Regions from separate parts of the Mus musculus genome. Here region 1 is linked to region 2. The links are chromatin loops, found by intact Hi-C in ENCODE. Cell type or tissue: left cerebral cortex. All regions are shown on one strand.

Evidence for each region. A loop is a pair of places that touch in the nucleus more often than their neighbours do. Peaks named below come from ENCODE experiments on the same cell type or tissue, not always from the same donor. Only the 100,000 strongest peaks of a DNase experiment are listed, where the experiment ranks them.
Region 1: it touches region 2 in a loop (2.7-fold over the local background); 11 of 42 quality-filtered maps call a loop at or near these places.

What each region holds. Positions count from the first base shown.
Region 1 is chr2:65,327,884-65,335,883 of GRCm38, reverse strand. It overlaps Slc38a11 (solute carrier family 38, member 11), which reads left to right. Exons shown (of 12, transcript NM_177074.2): 8 at 82-152; 9 at 1,133-1,294; 10 at 5,492-5,604. Among named protein-coding and RNA genes, the nearest start is that of Slc38a11, 32 kb to the left of the region's middle. In left cerebral cortex, a CTCF peak has its summit at 4,338 (motif pointing right); DNase peaks (open chromatin) are centred at 4,350 and 6,929; H3K27ac peaks cover 291 bases.
Region 2 is chr2:65,235,913-65,243,912 of GRCm38, reverse strand. It overlaps Cobll1 (Cobl-like 1), which reads left to right and starts at 5,122. Exons shown (of 14, transcript NM_177025.6): 1 at 5,122-5,550. The coding sequence starts at 5,474. It overlaps Gm13594 (a long non-coding RNA gene), which reads right to left. Exons shown (of 2, transcript XR_001783320.2): 1 at 5,831-8,000; 2 at 3,717-4,407. In left cerebral cortex, CTCF peaks have their summits at 4,474 and 5,122; DNase peaks (open chromatin) are centred at 4,824 and 5,139; H3K4me3 peaks cover 2,906 bases; H3K27ac peaks cover 1,531 bases.

The DNA of each region.
Region 1 (8,000 bases), 92 kb before region 2:
CACCATTTCTTATTCTCCAGTAAGAGAATATTATTATTACACTTGTTTAATAATGTATCTAAATAACTGAATTTCTTCTAGACCAAAGACAGACAATGCTTGGGTGTTTGCAAAGCCCAATGCCATCCAGGCTATTGGGGTGATGTCTTTTGGTGAGTACCTGGTTTCAAAACTCTTTGTCAATATGACACATCTGCTCTGTGAAGAGGTTCTGGTCCATGTATAGAGGGTCTTCTACGTTTAGATTCCCCATTAACAGTACACAATCTAGTTCCTGTTGATATAAAATCAAGCTCAAGCCTTGCTCGTCCATTATTAAACTTTCTCATTTGTTACTAAATTTTGCTTCTAATTGGAGAACAGTGTTTCGATGCTGGACATTCATGACAGTAGTTAGCACTCAAGCATATCCCTGGCCAGCCCAAAGGGACCCCCATGACAATGGTAGCAATCAGGCACCTTCCTGGCCATCCCCAAGGGACTGGGCAACAAGTCATATCATCCCTGGCTGCTCAAAGGCAAAACAATTCCCATTGTTGCCCCTGTCACATGTCCTCCTGCGCATGTGTCATGGCCCCAATAAAAAGCCACTTTTTCCCCAACCCCAAACCACTTCATTTTCCTTCCTTCCTTTATGTTCTATCGCCCCTCTCTTTAATAAGCCCCACCCCCTCCACATGAGACCTGTTTCCCGGTGTGATTTTGTCAAACTTGTGTTAGTTCCACCAATGGTTAGTGTGTCTCCTAACTTGGAAGTCCAGTAAATGTCATAGACTTCTATAAAGTCTTGGCAGAAAGGATTTAGGATTTCGCTAGATATTTATAACTCCACTATGTCCCAGCTGCCAAATAAAGCAAGGTACAAATTTTCCTGAAGATAGGAAGAGGAAAAAATGGGAGAGTTGTTGGACAGGTCTGGTTTATGTTGAGAGTTACATGAAGTTACTAGGTAAGCCTTCTGTGAAGTTCCTTGTATGTAGGCCTTACGTTCTGGCTTACTTAGTGCTGTAAATTAATATATGTTCATTTGAGATATTAGATATTCTAAGGCAGTATACATCTCTCACCTTTTCAAAGTAGAAAACACAGTCCTGCTGTTTCCCGAGTAATGAGGTTTTCTTTTGTGTTCCAGCGTTCATTTGCCACCATAACTGCTTCCTAGTCTATGGTTCTCTCGAAGAGCCCACAGTAGCGAAGTGGCGCCGGATTATCCACACATCCATCTTGGTTTCTGTATTCATCTGTGTGCTCTTTGCAACGTGCGGGTACTTCACTTTTACTGGCTTCACTCAAGGTAACATGAGAGACTAAACCACAGCCCATCCTGGTGCAAGTGCACTGGTACCAGTCGATCCGTGTTCTGCCCGCTTCTGGAAAAGTTTTTCCAGGGGACTACCCCACCCCAGCCCTCTTCCACCCACACTCTCCGCTTTCTCCTCCTGCCTGTCTATCGTCTGCTCCACAATTTCTCTCTTCTTAACCTCTCAGATTTAGTTCTGTGATCCGTACTCTCTGCTCCCAGGCGCACTTGTTTGCTTGTTGCCAGACGTGAACTCTGGCTCCCCTCTGCTCTGTACTTTTCCTTTCCCGGGTACTAATAGCCTCCCAAAGTTGAAGCTGATAACCTTTCCGCCTTTGGTCTCTCTGAACCTTTCTGAGTCAGCTGTACTGAACTGCCTCCCACTTGAGGAAAGAATAACTGTACTGTTACCACTCTTCTTTTTCTGTGCTAATATTTTTGTTGTTGTTTTCGTCCTCAGACCTTTCTAATCTCCCACGCCACTCAGAGATTGGGGTCCTGCTTTTCCATTGACAAATAGTCTGCGTGATCTTCCCATTGCCCTTGAAGCCCAGGCCTGTAGGATGTTTCTGCTTAATTGTCTCATTCTGGATTAAATCAGCAGACATCACCTTTCCTATAAAGCCAGCCCTTTCCCTCCCTGCCGTCAAAGTGACTTCTCTTTTCTTGTATCTCGTGGTCCCAGTAACTACGTGGTCCCCGTTTTACTGCTTTTAACGCTTTCATCCAATCATTAAGGGTTTAGTACTCAGGGTAGCCTGACAGCAGCCAGATGCCATGATCCACATATCCCGCAGCTTTTGCAGGTCTAGGATCTCACTTGACCTTCCCACAACCCTTTGAATGTAAGTGGAATAACTAGTTCTACTTCCTGCTTACACAGAAATAGAAGTAACTTGCCCCAGCTGGCGGGTAGCAACCAGTACTCGTGTCTACTGATGCTCAAACTCAGATATTCTCCCCGCCCCTTCTCTGTCTGCCTCCCAAGTTTTGATCTGCACAGATCCTCTAGTAGTCTCTTAGTGTCCAGCTCTTCTTGGCTTAGTTTTCTGTGTCACTGTGGTACTCTTGGTATGCCTTGGTCTGAATACCTGTCATAGATCACCATGATTATACACATACATTTCTCAGAAAATAAGAAAGATTTTTTAAAAACTGAATGATTAATGTGATACCAATATAGTAATATGTATATATATATTATACACACATAGATAAATGTACATATACACACACATATACACACATATATACATATATATATACACACATATATATATATATACACACACACACACATACGTGTGTGTGTTCTACCTGCTCTAGGATAGTACAGTTAAAAGCAACCTTGAAAGTCTTGATAAGAACTGTTTCAAACACTGCCATTTACCAGTCACGATTACTACATAGTATACCAAGCTGAATGGCCTAAGGGTTCCTGATTGCATGGTAACCTTGGTTTGTAAATGTCTCTCTGTTTTTGCAAGTGACATCTTCATAGTGATTTTAGCATTGGTAATTGCCATGCTGTAGTACTTATAACAGCTGTATGTGGTCACTAACACCTGTAATTCCAACACAACACACAGGGAGTTAAGGCTGGAGATGTGTAGCCTGTGCTATAAAGTAGTGCTTTATCCTATAAAAAAAAAGTGTGACAGGGGCTCTTTAAGCTGAGTGTGGCCACATGTGCATGTATTTATTCTTGGGCATGAGGAAGAGACAGTAAGATCACTTGGGATTCCTGGCTGCCAGCATAGCTTCAGTGAGAAATTCTATCTCAAAAATAATAAGGCAGAACATGATTTGCAGTATACCTGGTGTTCTCTGGCCTCCACAGTCCATGCACAAACCCACACACATATATGTATATACTACATATATTCATATACAAACACATACACTATTTCTCACACATATCTCCATATAAAAAAGGCTGACCAATCTTTGATGTCATAGTTTTTGCCCTTGTTTTTGTTTTTTCTTCACTATAATTCCCTGACACACTTATACTCAGGCTGAAATCAGCCAGCATTGCTTCTTTAGCTCATTTTACTTTAGGTCAATTTTTGCGTGATCCCACTGTGAGCCTTGAGATTGTGTTGTTTACTGGAAAAATTTGTTTCTAGTTGTGGTGTGGCTCAGCCCTTGGCACATACCTTTAATCCCTCTGGCTGGAATACAGACATGCCCTTAGTACACCATTAACCCTAGACAATGAAGATAAAGTTAGTCTGTAGAAGGAAGCATCCATGTTTGAAAGTGATGTCTAATTGAGTGGCAGACATAATGATAAATCAGAGAAAGATTTGACAGAATAGGGTATGCTCAATTCTCACCAGGAGAGGAAAGGAAAACTAAGAGAGAGCAGTGTAGAAAAGGAGAGAAGGCAGTTTTACAGGGACAGTTGTACAGAGACAGGTTGTAGAGAAAGAATAAGCCAGACACAAGTGAAAACAGAACAAGTCGGAGGATGATAATGAGCCAAAAGATTAGAATATATTGACAAAGTTAGTATGAGGCCAAGCAGAGCAATTCAAGGGCAGCCAAGAGGACCCAGATTGAGTCAGTCAGCTTGGAGAGGAGTTTGAGCTGAGTTGAATCAGCCAGCCAGAGATCAGAAAGAATTAGGATGGGGTAATTATATTCAGCAGCAACTCTCAGAGGCTGAAAACATTCCAGGCCTAGATAAGATTGTACAGTCTTCCAGAACTAGGTCTAAGTTAGCAGACTGAGGTTGTAAGCCTTGGAGACAATTACATCTGGTGAATAAAATATATTTTTACAGTCGATCTGGTCTTGTTTGTGTAAGCTACACACTTCATTGTTATTTAGGAAAATGTAAGCCCGTAAGGTCGTGGGAAATCTAGAGTCCTGTTGCTATGCCCTAGGACTTCAGAGAAGATGCAGGACCTAGTTATTAGTGGTTACTGATGGGAACCTTTGTTCTTGGGTTTCTCACAATGTTGACTCCTCAGTCAACACTGAAGCTTGGTGTCTGCCACTACTGCTTTGTGCTGTCATCTTTTTCTGACCAGAAGGGGGAGCAGAAGGGTAACACACATCTGGTGTCATTGGTGGAGGGGAAGAACATGGCCACTTAAAGCATGTCTCAAAAGGAGGGTGTGCAACTCCTCACTCTTTAATAAAAACAAGCTCCTCTGAAACAGTGTCATAAAGCGTGTGGCTTCCGTCTGATTTTCTAATTGGTTTAATTCAAAAAAGGCAACTGCTGTGTGCACATTTAACCATGTTATGTTCAGGAAATAAAGAGGCCCGAATGCTGTGTTCAGCAAGTATGTGCTGGCATATGATCTGAGAATAGAGTCCTGCCTTTCTTCATAGACTTCTGAAAACAAACGGAGTCTCCATAAGAACTAGCATAAGATATATATAGTTTATTTCTTGGTTTGAAAATAAAGTTAATGTCCATTCCTGAAATTGCCCCCCCCCCCTTTTCAATTTTGAACCAGTGAAATATGCATTTACATTTGGGTGTATCAAATGTTGTGAAAGACAGTGTATCTTTGGAATTCCTTGGTGTGGTCCTGGGTTTGTGATCAGGACCTGCATACCTCAAGCACAGGAAACCCGGCTCCCCACATACCTTGCTTCTCCTCTTCCTTGTGGGGCTGTCCTCAAGCTAAAGATAGCATTTCAAAGAGAATTTTGTTTATTTTAATAGACATTTGTTAAAAATAATACAGTCACCAGAAACAAAGACCAGAAGCCATTTATAAAGGCTTACACATAAGAATTTAGGGAGTTGATTCTATTATTAAAAGAAAGAGAAAAAAAAACCAAAACAATGGACTAAGTAGTTTTTCAAAAGTTGGCACAACTTTAAGGCAAGTATACTGAAAACAAATAAGAACTCTATCAGTGACAAGTTTACTTTCAAATAAAATATACACTAGTTTTAATAGCAGTGAATAAACCTGGGGCTACTAAAGTATGTTATACTTAGACCTGGTAATCTATGTGTCTTTAATGATATGAAATATATATATATATGTGTATATATATATACACATATATATGTGTCTGTGTAGGTGTATAGATAGATAGATAGATAGATAGATAGATAGATAGATAGATAGATAGAGGCTATCACTTTTATACAAAGGAAAATCTCATTTGTTAGTTATCCCCAATACATTGCAAATAAATCTATTTTCTCTTGTTCTCCAGGAGACTTGTTTGAAAATTACTGCAGAAGTGATGACCTGGTGACCTTTGGGAGGTTTTGTTATGGTATCACTGTCATTTTGACTTACCCGATTGAATGCTTTGTGACCAGAGAGGTAAGCATGGGTTCTACTACATTTAGGAAGACATAGATAATTCAATATACAAATTCTCAAACACATGATGACAGGGGATAGATTCATACAGCCTTCTCTTTAGGCTATTAAGTATCAGAATCTACAGATGAACATCGTTAAGTTTCAAAGAAACCTGGGACAAATGGCCAAATGAGGTGTCTATTAACATATCAAAGCAGACACAGGCTGCCAGACTATCTTAGTATTTTTCACAGAATCCGGCTATTTTGTGCACTTCTCCCCTCCACACTTCTCACCCGAACTCCCTACCCTAAACCTTTCTAGACCAGAGCTTCACTCCCCCACCACTTCACATCACCCCCATCACTCATGATTCTTATACAATCCAGTCATTTCAGTCACATTATCTCTTGATCTCTTGCCCTTGGCTCCTCTCTTGGTCTGCCCTCTCTCCTCTTCTCTCTCTCTCCTCTTCCTCTCTTGCTTTCTCACCTCTGTCTCTCCTCTCATAGCCCTGTCCAGTCTATTAGTCATGTTTAATGTGCTTCTTTCTCTCCCTGCTCGGGATTCTTGAAGATGCTTTGGGCTGTTTTTCCTCCCTCATATCTACGTAAAAATGTTCTCCTCAACCATGCCCAGGAGTGGTCATGACCTCATTATCATTCAAATATATATTATAATATTTACAGAATAAAAGGTTTCACATGTTGTAACTATAAATTATGCTCCAGGGTGGAGTCTATGTTATCATAAACACACATATTCCACTTCTTTCCCAAGTGAGTAGCAGCCTTTAGGACAGCCAAATCAAAATCACTGCTTTTTATTTTTAAAAGAATGTCAAAAAATAACTTAAGGATGAAAGTTCAAAGACATTGTTTCCAAAATTATAATTTGCCAAGATGTTAATTAAGTCATTGTTTATTTACCATAGGCCAGAAAAATTGGTTTTATTTTATATTTAATATATAATAACATGTATTTATACAATATAGTATCGTATATTATGTATAAGTGTATATTATATAATATAAATATATATTTATATATTTAAAATATTATGGTCTATGAGGAACCAAATTTCAACTTAAAACTGTAAGTTTACAGATCTATTTTGATATCTATAGTTATATAACTGTTTTATATGAATTTTACATAGTTGTGTAAATGGACGAGAATCTATTCTTGTGTAAGACTGGGTGATATGGCTTGTCAGGAATCTCTTATGCTGTTGGCTAGATATCCAGTGTGCTGAGTAGTAGCACCCACCATCCCGGCTCACAGAGCTTCTTTCAGAGTCACTGTGAAAAGGGCTTAGTCAGGATCTATTCCTACAGGCTGTTTACACAGCTCTCTGGGTGAATGTCTGTAATGTATGAAGCGAACCACCAACAGAGTCTTAAATTCCCTATCTAATCCGCAAGGCTGCTGATTTCTCACTGCAGGTCAGGTCTGGCAATGAGAGGCAGTGCTGGGACATGGCAGGGGATGTTCAGTACTGTGCATTCTTTTCAGTCACACCCAGGTTCACAGATGGCACAACCCAGTCCATTATCATCAAGGCAGGAACATGTCATTATCCAGGCAGGCATGGTGCAGGAGGAGTTGAGAGTTCTATCTCTTAATCTGAAGGCTGCTAGCAGAATACTGGCTTCCAGGCAGCTAGGATGAGGTTCTTAAAGCTCACACCCACAATGACACACCTACTCCAACAGGGCCACATAATGACACACCTTCTAATAGTGCCACATCCCTGGTCTGAGCATATACAAACCATCATAAATGGCTTCTGGACTAGGGTATGTGGATGGTTTGAGTCTCTTCACCTGCAGCTCTTTCCATCTTTCTTATGGGGAAAGGAGTTTCTATTCTAGCTGCCATGACAGGAAAGCAGAATACAACTAAGATCTTTGCCTTGGTAGTATACACTATGCAGGGTGCTGTATGAATCCTACTAGTTGATGGTGCTGTCTGTACACATACACACACAAAACCTACATAAGCACAACTATTTCTCTTCATAGGTAAAATGGCCAGGCACACCTAAAGAGGATAGAAACCTGATATATATCCTTTGCTATCATGCCTAAGTGGTTATTTCAGCCTCAGAATCTCATTTTAGAGATATATGGGAGAGTTGTGATTAAAGAAGATGAATTTGGGGAAACATCAAACTCATATCATCTACAGTTATTAGTATCACCATTAGGTCTCTACCAGCAGCGCTGGAGCAGCTGATCTGTGGGGACATCATCTCTCTGGATGATTCAACGCATGTCATCTTCATGGTATCCAGCACCTGACCCTCTCTTCCCAAATGACAGTTCTTGTTTCTCTGGGATTTTGCACATACTCAGTTCAGATTCTCCTTTCTGTCCTCCATAGATAACATCCTCATTTTTTTTCTCCTTTAC
Region 2 (8,000 bases):
CTATGGGGGCCATTTTCATTCAAATCATCTCATTCCATTTCCTGGTCCCCATAGGTTTGTGTCCATAACATAACATAATTCATAATACATTCAGTTTGCCTTCAAAAGTCCCCATAGTTTATACAGTCTCAACCCTATTTAAAAGTCCAAAGTCCAAAATCTCTTCTGAGAGCCATGGCAATCTCTTATCTGTAATCCCTTCTAAAAGCAAAAACAAAAAGCAGATAACATACTTCTAACATATAATGACACAGGATATACATTATAGTTCCAATAGGGAGAAAAGTGAGCGTACTGGACCAAAAACAAGAAGGAAAACCAACAGGCAAAACTCCAAACTGTATCTCTATGTCTAATGTCAGATCTTCAGATCTCCAACCTCTTTCAGCTTTGTTTAATGAAGCATACTTCTCTCTCTTATTAACTCCCTGTTAACAGCTCTCCTTAGTTATCCCACAGCTCTGACATCTTCAGTATCTTGGGGTCTCCATGGCAATCCAGGCTTCCCCTTCACAGCTACACACACCAAGGCCACATCTCCAATAATGGCACTCACTATGTCTATGGGAGCCATTTTCACTCAAACCACCCCAGTATATACGTTTACTTTCTTATTACTACTCCACAGTGAGAATTTTCAAGCTAGGTGTATTGGCTGTTCTTGTTTGTCAAGCACTAAAACCTAAGCAGCCGAGTACACCTTTGAGGGATTTTTTTTTATTAATCTTTTTTTTTAAGATTTATTTAATTTATATGAGTATACTGTAGTTGTCTTCAGACACAGCAGAAGAGGGCATCAGATCTCATTATAGATGGTTGTGAGCCACCATGAGGTTGCTGGGAATTGAACTCAGGGAATTGAACGCTGGGAATTGACTGCTCTGGAAGAGCAATCAGTGCTCTTAATCTCTGAGCATCACTCTAGCCCGTGAGGGATTTTTTTTTCCTTAAATAAATCATTTGAAGTGGGGCAACCCACTTTTAATCCATATCTTTTGAGGTAGGAAGATCTACCCCTAATCTGGCCTCTACCTCAGGTGGCAGTTAATATAAACAACATGGAAGAAAGGTCTCCCTCTTTGCCTGTTTGCCCCCATTCTTGCTGGCTGGTTCATCCTTTCACTGGTATTAGAGCCTACTTTGAGATTCTGGCATATACTGAAGATCAGCTGAGATATCTAGCCTCATGGATTGAATAACACTCTTGGACCTTCCATTTGTATACAGCCATTGTTAGACTGGCTGGACTACAGTGTTAGGCACTGTAATGAGTTTCTCTCTCTCTCTCTCTCTCTCTCTCTCTCTCTCTCTGTGTGTGTGTGTGTGTGTGTGTATGTGCATGTGTTTTATAAATTCTGTTCTACTACAGAACCCGGACAATCACTAAGTTATCACTCAAGGATGTGCACAGAAAACCTGACATTTATTTTGAGTCTTGTGTAGCTCAGATTGGCTTTAAACTCAGTATGTAGCTAAGGCAGAGCTTTATGTTCTTCCTGCCTTCACCTCCCAAGCAAGAAGGACCAATGTTTCCTCCTTATAAGGGCCAACTCACCTCCCATCTGTTGTTTTCAGTCATCCTCCAGGGCCTGTGAACTAAAAAGCCCTTCTTAGACTCCTTTGTTTTAAGAATGTTGTTTAACAGTTTCTTCCTAGATTAAAGCATTCCATCCTGTTGGAAAGCTCCTTACGCAGGAAAGTAAACAACTCAAGAGAGCTTCAGGAAGTCCCTGAAACTCATGAGATTGACTAGGTACTTCCCTGTCAGAGTAATCAAAAGCAGAGAATTCCTCTCAGATCAAGTGACGCCACGTTGCCTACGAAGACTCAGACAAACTGAGCTTCCAGGAAGGTTCTCACGAAGAAGAAAGTCTGCAAAAAAGACTCTTGAGACTAGATGAGCTGCCTGATAGAAGCAGAGCCCAGCCAAGCTGTCTGGAAGGGGGTTAGACCAACTGACGTACCTAGAAAGGACATCTCCTAATTGTGGAGCTGCCTGTAGGCTATTCAGTGTGTTCCATGGGGTGGGCTTTTGGGATACAAGTGTTTGGAGTAATTTCTGCTCCTGTAAGTAACCCTAATCAAACTCATTGGTTCACCAAATCAGACTTTAGTGGTATCTGTACTTGGGTCTGTTTCAGGTTTCCTAATTGGGGTGAGTAGATATGTGTTGCATCTCCCCGGGGAAAAGTTTTGTCACACAACAAATCTCTTAAGTGAAATCTTTAAGATTTCTTCCATTTCCCTATTCCACAAATATTTGCAGACTGTCTTCTGTGGTGTGAGCTGCATTTAGAAGACAAGGGTGCGCGCAAAGCCTCTTCTATCCAAACCCCTCCTAGTCTGTGTAACAGTCAGTTGTCACTGTCCATTTTCCTGAACTTAGATCACCCAGATTAATAAAACCATACCCATGGAGCTGTGGACAAGGACAGTTCTAGAAAGATGAACTGCTGTGGGGAAACCAGTCCAGTTGTGAGCAGTACCTTCTCTTGGGTTAAGGGCTCATAGGAAATAAAACCTGAAAAAAAGGAGGAAGCCAGCCCAGTGCTGGCACATGCCTTTCTCGTTTTCCTGGCCACCATGCATGGACTGCCGCTCTCCATCACACCATTCCTGACCTGATGAGCAGATACCTCTAAGTCCCTAAAACTGGGAGCTGAAATCAGTCCCACTCCCCTGCTGTTGTGTGGTATTTTGATCACAGCAATGAAAAGCTAACTGAAACAGGTGCAGCAGCCGTTGTCCACCTAACAATCAAATCAGTTGAAGAGAGAAAGGGCTATTTCTATCCGTGCTATTATTCCAAAGTGATAATATCTGAGACAATCCCTGCATTGATGATGATTGGATGAAATTGGAGGGGAGATTTCCAAACAAGAAAATGGAGCAACATCTGGACAGACTTGGACAACTTTCAGAGGGACTGGGAAGGGGCTGTTTTCCAGCATTATGTTAAAAAAAAGGGGGGTTATTTAAAAACAATGATTACCATTGCCGATAAATTATGCAGTTACAAGATTACAGCATAGACAGTAATGTATAAGAATATGAAGTATAGTCTTGGTTCTGAAAGATGCTGAACAGTTTATTGACTTAATCTCAAAATAGATAATTAGTGCTTTGGGGGATTCTGCTGCAAACCCCGAGCCTCTCCAAGAAGAGGTGCTCAGGGTAATAGTGTAACATATTTAGGATCCTTCAACTTAGTGTCACCTCCATCTTGACCCATCTCTGCAGGATGACAAGAGTAGGTTACAGCAGGCTCAGCACTCTCCTTAACGTGATTCTACCAGGAAATGAAACATCTCACTTGTCAAGCAAGCCATTTGGGTAGGCTCAATTTCAGTGTGTGGAAAGTATGACCCTGCCCGGTGCCCAAGAACAAAAGGATGTAAGGGAAAAGTGGTGTCATGAAAATTGCACTCAGCAGTTACGAAATGTTGTAAAAATCTCTTAAAGATTAGCCTAACTGGAATCCATAATAGTACTAGGATGCCATAAATCAAGGTTGAAACTAATTAAGTGCTTGATCCTGTGATTCAAAGTTATAAACTTTAAGTAGTTTCAGTGTTCCTTGCTATTTACAGCCTGTCTATGCAACAGCTGTAAATCTGCTTATCCATTTACGGTCAGAAAGGATTCATGAACTTGTCAAACCAGTGTTATTATTTAAAGTCTAAAATCCAGATCCATTTCAAACAATTGCCTCGTTATTAGTCAAATTATTTAAAAGCAACTTTTAATGATAGAGTTCTAACACAGTCATCGCAGAAGTCACCACGATCTTCACCTCCATTTCATATTCAAAGATGTACTGAGACCATATTCACCACAAGGGAGAGGAAAGAGACAAAATCCAATTATGTGGAGTAGTAGTTAGTACTTTTGGTTCCAGAAATTATTGGTGGTGGTTGTAATGAATGAGCAACAAAGAACCTTTAATTAAGCACGGGTTATAAATACTAGTTTAATTTTAATGTGAACCAAAAATGTTAAGTCCTTTGTTATCCTACATCATGTTTTTATGCCTACAGATTTGCCACTTGAGGTATCCATTTATATATTTTTAATTTAGCATTATTTCCTGATGTTCGCTTTTGGACTCATCAATATGATTTACTTTAAAACAGTTGGCAAGGGTCTAAGGGTAAGGAGACAATATGCACCCGGTTGTCAGGTGGCACGTCTCCTCTGAGAAGAACTCTTGCAGGAACCGAAACTACAAACAAGCAAGCACTGTCTGAGATTCCTTTATTCCTGTGAAACTTCCAGGAGGCCACTAAATCTCTGCTGTTCTTTCTTAGCTTATAGACTGTCATCATGAGAACGTCCAGTCCTCAAATCCCAGCTGTTGGCTGTTTACATCAAGAGAGGCATGTCTGGGAAGACTGGACGAGCTTAAACCTGCCAGGGATTAAAAAGATCACAATGTCAGAGGTGCCTTTTAAGGGCTAGCAACCGTAGGGGTCAGTAAGGTTAAAAAGAAAATCCTGCACTTCGAAGGTCAGACTGCAGGTGGTCAATCAGCAGGACTCGGTCCATGAGCTCTCCTCACTTCCGCTACAGCTTGGGTCCTCCCTGGGGTTTTGCTGGCCAGGTAGCCTCCCTGTCCGCCCACTCTTCCTCTTGGGTTCGCGAGGCTTCCCAAAGCTACTCAGTGTCAGTGGGGACTAAAACGAGCAGCCTAGACGCTTCCTCTCCACCGGCCTCCCCCGCGGTACCTAAAAGCCGCGTGCTCCGCGGAGGGGTGCGGGGTGGGGTAGGAAATTCCTCCTCGCTCCACGTCCCCGCCCGCTCGCCCTACCCGTCCCCTCTCCGGCTGGCTGCTCTGCTCGCTCCGATGCTGACCTCGTCACCCTCACTTCTGCAGAGCGAGGTGGCCGAGGCGGCTGCGAGCTCGGGGCTCCCGGCAGGGCCATGGGGCAGGGTGAGTTGGGGCGCGGGCGCGGCGGCCGGGGGCCGGCCGCTTTCCGCCGCGCGCTCGCTCCGGGCGTCCGAGCTAGCCGTGCGGGGGAGGAGCGGAGCCTGGACGGGCCGGGTCCCCTAAAGCGGGCAGTGGCTTGGGAAGGCGGGGGCGCTGTGGTTCGCAGCTCCTCCGGAAAAGTTTGCACGGGATTCAGTTGGTGCGCAGCGGGCCGCTGGAGCCCAAGCACTGCGGGCGTGGCGACCGTCCCGCGCCCGGTCCGCTCCTCCTCCTCCTTCACAGCCCGGGCTGCCGCGCGCCGCCCCTTCGCCCGGGACTGGCTGCGGGCTGCGGCCGGGGCGGGGACCTGTAGCCGTCGTCGCGGCGCCCTCGGGCAGGGACCGACCGGCAGGTGGAAGCGCCCCGGGGAGGCGGGGCCGCCCCTGGCTGCCGTGGGTCGAGGCGGGCTCTTGGCCCGGCCGCTCCCGCCCTGACCCGCCGGCCTCTCCCACCCTAGCAGTGACGCGCCGCCTCCGAGCCCGAGCCCGCGCCGCGGCCAGCAGCGCGATGGACCGCAGCGTCCCGGATCCCCTACCCCGCAGCGCGCCCCGCACCCCCGCCATGCAGCCCGCGGGCTCCGCAGGGTAAGTAAGCCTCCCTCCCGGCCGCCGAGGCCTCGCGCGCTTCACCTGCCCGAGGCGAGCTCCCCGCGGGGCCGCCGGGCTCCCGGGCCGACCCACACGCGGGCGGGAGACTGCGTCCTCCCGGACGAGTCGGGGTGGGGGGTTCGGTACTTTGGGCAAGCTTTCCGATCGGGGTTACGGAAGGCCAGGCGAATGGCAGGCGTTGGGTGAGGAGTCCCGGAGCAAAAGTGGTAACAAAGGGCCCCTTGTTGGGGCTCTGTAGCGGCGGGGGGGACGACACCTGTAAGCGCGCTCCGGGAAAGGAAGGAAAAGTTTCCACAGCCAAGCGCTCCAGCCCAGGAGGATGGTTTCTGTCAAGGTGACTGCAAGGAAGGGGCTTCCTGAAAGTCCACGGAGGGCGCAGCAAGGTGTGCCAGCTGTCAGCCCGGCTTGACAGTTCCGGGAGCAGGCGGGGTGCTCGCCTCTGACTGGGGGTGTGTGTGTGTATGTGCTTCTGGCCAATTGGTGATGCCAAAGCCGAGTGCGAAGTCAGTCGCATTGGCAAACACCTATACTTTTTTTTTTTTTTTTTTACCGTCACGTGTTTGAGGAGCGATTGGAAGGGAAGGGGCTGTCACATGGTGAGTTAATATTAAATGAAGCATGCCTTCCTGCCAAATATGCTAAACATCACTCTGTTAAACGTTTGGGTAAACAGTGGTGGGAACAGGTAGTCCTGCAAGGGCCAAGGAGAACTTGAGAATAACCTTTGTCGTAGTAAATGGTCAAGCTACACAACCCTGTCCTAGGTGAGACCGCCTCACTGCTGTCATGTAGCCTCTTTGCCATAAAGCACCCCCAGTTTCTCTTTTTCTTTGTTAATCAGAACCTAGAAATGCCTTAAGCAGAGTATGAAAATTCCGGAAATTGGAACATTAAGGAACAGGCGACTTTGTAAGCAATGAATGAAAGTCGTTCTTTTTTTTTTTTTTCCCCTGGTTTAAGAGTGAAGAAGTCATTTTTCCCTGGAACATGACAGGCGTTTCCTTAGGAGCAAGTCACAGCATGTTTATTCATCAGAGGCCATGCGAGCATTGGCAGTTGTCTAGAGGAAACATGGAAGAGTCTCAAGGCAACATGACTAATCTAACAGATATTTAGTGTAATGCTTACATAGAGGAAACATGCAGTGTATGAATTCGTTCTTTTTTCCTCTAAATTTCGATCTCCTCCATGCAAATATCCCCTATTGCTGTAGAGCGCTACTTTTTTCTTGGGGGGGCGGCTTTCCACCGTTTAGATACTAATGTGTCTCCTTCCATATATTTTTACCGTATGGAGAGTAAGTGTGTCGGTAGGATGAGGTAAAGCAAGGCCTGGAGACAGAGCTGTGGATTAATGTAAGTTAATGTCATACAAGCTTTCACACAAAACTGAATTAGACTCTCAGAAAACAGCAGAGAATTCCCGTGTGTGTCTGTGTAATACACTTACACAACACGCAGTCTCAGATGCTCAGGAATCGGTTCTTCTAAACAAAATAGGTGAGGCCGGAGAGCTCGGTGATGAAATATAGAGCTTTCTAGTGACAAGCCTAGAATACCCCGGGTTTTATGCTTGAGAACTTGGGGGCTAAACAAATGAGTTCCTTGAAAGTATGCATATATTTAATTGCTTGATGACTTTATTTATTTATTTATTTATTTGGCAGCGACTCCTTTAGGCTAGGCTGGTCTGCAACTGCATTTATAGTTGAGGGTTACCTCTTGTTTCTGCCTCCCAAAATTGAGGTTACAGGAATACACCACTGCACCCTAAAGAGGAAAATATTTTAAAGAACCTTTGTGCTTACCTTTCAAACTTCAGGGAAGATATCTGGGAAAATGCTCCTGTAAATAAACTGCCATAATACCTAATAGTATTCTTTTAAGAAAAAAAAAAAGAGCTTCTAGTGGCTTGCCCTCTCCCACTTGTCTATTCCAAGTGCCTGTCATGTCTGATGAGTATTCAGGATTAGTGTTTGCTTTTTCTAAAAAAAAAAAAAAAAAAAAAAAATTGAGACCTTTAAAAAAGTTTAAATTGTGGGAAAATGAGAGTATTTAGGAGGTGCAGGGTGCAATCCTAATATGATATAATTGTTGGTTTTGAAGGTAGGTTCCTTACTATAGAACTAATTATATCATGACTCAATAGCCTAATAGCTGGTGAGGCCTACTTTAGTTCTTATCCGTGGATATTGTTGTTCAAAAGAAGTCCTCTGTTGTCTGTAATTTTCCAAGGTTTACTCTGTTGTAACAGGTTATTTGAAGGGCAAATCAATGCAGCTTCATATTTTACAAGGGTGGGGGTGGGGGTGGGGAGGAGGAAGCTCTTTGCTTGAGTTACTGAGCCAATTAGTAAAACCTGAGGTCTGGGGTGCCTGCTCACTGTGTTAATTGATTTGAATGCCTTCTGACTAAGGTAATAGTAAT